Linked DNA regions of Homo sapiens: region 1 is linked to region 2. The links are chromatin loops, found by intact Hi-C in ENCODE. Cell type or tissue: CD4-positive, alpha-beta T cell. All regions are shown on one strand. Region 1 has its middle 40 kb from the start of TMEM131L. Region 2 overlaps TMEM131L (transmembrane 131 like).

What was found. Peaks named below come from ENCODE experiments on the same cell type or tissue, not always from the same donor. Only the 100,000 strongest peaks of a DNase experiment are listed, where the experiment ranks them.
Region 1: it touches region 2 in a loop (2.4-fold over the local background); 10 of 110 quality-filtered maps call a loop at or near these places.

The regions. Positions count from the first base shown.
Region 1 is chr4:153,425,433-153,427,932 of GRCh38, reverse strand. No RefSeq gene overlaps it. Among named protein-coding and RNA genes, the nearest start is that of TMEM131L, 40 kb to the left of the region's middle. RefSeq lists an enhancer at 1,180-1,379. In CD4-positive, alpha-beta T cell, no CTCF peak of the experiment used is centred here; a DNase peak (open chromatin) is centred at 1,232; H3K27ac peaks cover 2,177 bases.
Region 2 is chr4:153,521,763-153,524,262 of GRCh38, reverse strand. The region is part of intron 3 of TMEM131L (transmembrane 131 like); the gene reads right to left. Among named protein-coding and RNA genes, the nearest start is that of TMEM131L, 57 kb to the right of the region's middle. RefSeq lists enhancers at 421-1,261, 1,435-1,484. In CD4-positive, alpha-beta T cell, no CTCF peak of the experiment used is centred here; DNase peaks (open chromatin) are centred at 1,322, 1,802 and 2,042; H3K4me3 peaks cover 1,406 bases; H3K27ac peaks cover 2,500 bases.

The DNA.
Region 1 (2,500 bases), 96 kb after region 2:
TAACTGAGGCAATAATCATCACCCGCAATGAATGGACTGGATTAACTCATTCAAGAAATATTAAGTGCCTTCTATGTGGACCATTCAAGGAGGAAGGTGCTAGAAATGTAGTGGATACAAGACATCCAAACATGAACATTTGGGTAACTTTATGAAGATGACCAGTGCCAGAGGAATGTACATACCTTACATTGTTATTTAGTTCAGAGTAAGAGCTGAAGGGTGGTTTCTGTGACCTGGAATTATCACAGAAGGCCTCATCAAGGAGGTTGGACTTAAGCTGTGCCTTGAAGAAATGGGTTTAGATAGAGGGCATGCCTGATGGAGGGCTCACGGAAGCACACTTGCATGCTAATGATTTTTAAAATTTAGAGTGGAAGTTGAAAATACTGGGGCCAGAAGGTGCAGGTGTGATCGTGCCACTGCACTCCAGCCTGGATGACAGAGTAAGACTCTGTCTCAAAAAAAAAGTTAACTTTTCACATATTTCAACAGAATATTTAGAAGCAGTGACAACTATATCGCAATGTTAACAATGTTATAATAAGGTCACTTTAGGAGTAAGGTGGTATGTTGGAATTAAATATATTTTGAAGGGACAGATGGCCTTGAAAAGAAGGTGATCCTCCCACCTCAGCCTCCCAAGTAGCTGGGACTACAGGCGCACACCACCACACCAGGCTAATTTTTATATTTTTAGTAGAGACTGGGTTTCACCATGTTGGCCAGGCTGGTCTCACATTCCTAGGCTCCTCCTGCCTCAGTCTCCCAGAGTGCTGGGATTATAGGTGTGAGCCACTGTGCCTGGCCCATACTGTCTTTTTAAAAAATTTTGTTCTAAACAAAAATTTATTTATCCTACCTTCCTGCTGAAGATATAGCACTTTCAATTATGGTTATGCAAAATAATTTTATTCCCTGAAGCTGTGTTACATCAAAGATTGACACTTTTCCAAAAAAGAAGTTATTTTTCTGGATCTTATTAACGTAAGCATCGTTATAAAAACTATATTTTTATCTGTAACAAACAGACAGACAGGCCTTTTTGATCCTTGTACATATAAACATTTTGTTAGGGTACTTAAAGGCAAAATAATTGTTCCAGTTGACCTAAGAATCAAATCAAATCTAAGCAAGTTAAATTCAGTCAGGTGTGAGTTTCCAGAGCTCACAGGAAACACATGCAAGCAAGAAGTACATTTACTTAAACACAGCAACAACCACAACTGAACAGAGAAAAAACCGCACATCTGTTCAATTTAAATGAGTTAAAAGTTCCTATAGTTACTTTTCAAAATGTTGTGAGAAACATGATGCCTTCCAAGTTCAGGCTTGCAAAACAGCTCACCCTTTCTGCATCAGATTCAGCCTCCAAACTGGTAACTTATATTCTAAAGAGGTTTTCCAGAAAGCATTTGGGATTTAACTTTAGAAAGCCAATTTTTTTTCTTTCATGAAACAGTGTCTCGCTCTGTCACCCAGGCTGGAGTACAGTGGTGCGATCATTGTTAACTACATCCTTGACCTCCTAGGCTCAAGCGGTCCTCCCACTTCAGCCTCCTGAGTGGCTGGGATTATTATAGGCATGGGCCACCATGCCTAGCTAATTTTTGTATTTTTTGTACAGATGGGGTTTCACCATGTTGGCCAGGCTTGTCTTGAACTGCTGAGCTCAAGTGATCTGCCAGCCTTGGGTTACCAAAGTGCTGAAATTACAGGTGTGAGCCACTGCGCCCAGCCTAGAAAGCCAATTTTTAACCTAAAGACATATAAATATTCATTAGAAATTTTCTTCTGCATTAATTAATTCCAACTAAAAGGCAGGTTTTTTTTTTTTTTTTTTGAGACAGAGTCTCGCTCTGTCGCCCAGGATGGAGTGCAGTAGCGTGATCTCGGCTCACTGCAAGCTCCGCCTCCTGGATTCACACCATTCTCCTGCCTCAGCCTCCCGAGTAGCTGGGACTACAGGCACCCGCCACCACACCTGGCTAATTTTTTGTATTTTTAGTAGAGACAGGGTTTCACCGTTTTAGCCAGGATGGTCTCAATCTCCTGACCTTGTGATCCGCCCGTCTCAGCCTCCCGAAGTGCTGGGATTACAGGCATGAGCCACTGCGTCTGGCCAAAAGGCAGGTTTTTTTTGTTTCTGTTTTTGTTTTTTCTTTTTTGAGACAGAGTCTTATTCTGTCACTCAGGAGTGCAGTGGCATAATCATGGCTCACTGCAGCATTATACTCCTGGGTTTAAATGATCCTCTTGCCTCCCGAGTAGCTAGAACTACAGGCACACACCAGTACACCCACATAAATCCTTTTAATTTTTTGTAGAGACAGGGTCTCATTTTGTTGCCCAGGCTGGTCTTTAACTCCTGGGCTCAAGCGATCCACTTGCCTTGGCCTTCTAAAGTGCTGGGATTACAGGCGTAATCCTCCGCACAGGACCCTAAAAGGTAGTATTTTTAACAAATTTTATTTTTTTATTTATTTATTTTTTTTGAGAC
Region 2 (2,500 bases):
CCTTGGGCTACATGCCCTGGAAGGGAACTCCTGAGAATGCAAAGCTCTGAGAATGGCAATCCAGAGCAGCCAGGGGCCAAATTCCCCACTAGACTTTGCAGCTAAGACAGGAAAAAAAAAAAAAAAAAAAACAGAAGTGAAACATGGGAAAGACAGAAAACCTAAAGTGAGACGTGCTGGTAAATCAGTTCTCAGCCAGGAGATTGGGTGATGACGACTTTTATTCTCTTTGTTCTTTTCTGAGTTACTTAATCTTCCTACAATAAACATGAATTTTCTAATGAGAAAACTATGTCATGAAGTAAGGGCAGGGCTGATAATCAAACAGAACATGCTCCCTTTATGGAAGGCTGAGGCCTCCTCTGATTAGGTAAAACCTTGGGTATCACCCTGAGTATGGGGTACAAAACAAAATACAACTTGCTATGTAATCTATCAGCCTGACTGCAGGAGTAAAGGTGAGATCTTTTCTGGGTGTGGCCTTGATTTGGAAATATTTTAATTTTCTTTTAACACTAACCGCAGACTTTTCTCCATAATCCCATCAATAATAATATGATAACGATCCATGAAAATTCAACTATAAAACTTGAGGCCAATTAGAAGCACACAACCTCCTGAGTGCTTCCCATTAGCACCCTCTTCAAAACAACTAGCCGACCAGCTCTGCAAATGTCAGCCTTTGCATTTTCTAAAGCCTCAATTCTTCTTCCTCAAAGACTTCCCCTTCTTTTTACCAAGTCTTACCTTCAGACTTATGCCACAGATTTAGTTTCCTCCTAAACAATGTAGTGCTATTTCCCTTCTGAATTTTAAGTTTTGGCTTATTATGCTTCTCTCTGGCCTCCATTCATTCCTAAAATGAATAGCTAGTCCCCTCTGCTAGCTTAAGGCAAACTGCCTAATCTCACGTCTTATAGAAGGAATTCCATTCAACACACAGCAGCCTAGAGGGATACTAGGAAATTCATACGTTTCACAAATACTTCCACTTAAAAGGCAACATACTTCTGGCAGTTTTAAATAACATGGCTTGCCAATGCCTGACATAACATTTGGGAATTATAGTCACAAGAAACTATATTTCAGATTTTATTCTAACATAAAATTCTAAGGGCACAAAAGTTAAAAATACAGGTAATCCTATGGCCTTAAACTATTTTTTTTAAGAACTAAGAAACACAGTACGTTGATGATTAGGTGAGCAAACCAAGCCACAAAAACCTACTCATCCTTAAGTCCTATAAAGTCTAACTACCATGTATCAGAGTGGACTAAGGGAAAACCCAAGCTCTGTAGCCCAGGCAAAGGCAATGGGGATTTCCTCTGCCTGGTCTAGATCACCCAGTGTAACTCAAGGCAGGGCTTCAAGCAACCCATTGCTCAAAGTAGTCTGTGGGCAGTGATAGTGGGAGGATGGGGAGGCCCTCCAGGAAGGGGACTTCACAAAGGATGGGGATGGGGAGGTGAGGTGAGAAATGAAATGGGCTGTGGCACACGATGAGATATGGGAATGACCACCTTCTGGGCAGGCTCTCATTCTTTCATTCCAAGAAGCATTTATTAAAGACTGGCTAGGGCGAGGGAACCCAGCTAGGTGCTGGGGATAAAAAATAAGAAATAACTGAAGGACCTTGCTCTTAAGGAACTCCATCTTACTGGGTGGAGCCAAACGAGAAGAGAGAGCTCGGTAGGGCACCAAAGCGTTCTGGCAGAAATAGCATGAGGCAGGGGGAAGGGTCACGCTTCCTGGAAGAGCCACACAGACCGAGTCCCAGGGAGCCCAGAGGGCGGTCCCTCTGCCCGCAGCACTGCCTTCACGTTTACTTCCATCCCGGTCTCCTCCTTCCCCTAGTGCTTGGCATGCAACATCCCTGCTTCTCACCCACCTTTTATTTAAGTCTCCTATTATCTGCACACAATGGAAGTTAGGACACCTATTTCCTACCAACTTATGAACTTAGAAAGTTGACATTAAAAGGGCACAAAACAGGAACTCAAAACCCACAAGCTCAAGCTTCAAAGGTGAGAACGTCCCATTTCACAAATGGCGGTTGAGGGTTCCCACTTCACCACTCCACGTTTCTCCTCCGGCTCCTTCACCACAGCCTCACAGACCCACACTTGATTTCTCACTCTCTTGAAAATTTACATTCAACAGTTCCTCTCACACCCAAGAAAACCAGAGGTCCCAGGGCAGCACGTGTAAGATTTCACTCTAAACGATTCTGCTTTAAGTTGCAGGCTCAGTAGAAGCACATACACCAAAATAACAAAAGTTATGTTGGGTAGGGGAATAATGTAATCTTTTTATTCTTCTGTATACTGTTGAAAAACTGTAAAATAAACATGCACTTCTTGTGTAATAACAACATGATGTTAACAAAAAAAAAAAAAAAACACAGAAAACACATGCAACAACATGGATAAATCTTGAAGACATTACGCTAAATGAAAGAAGCCAATCCTAAAAAGACAAGTAACGTATGATTCTCCCTCC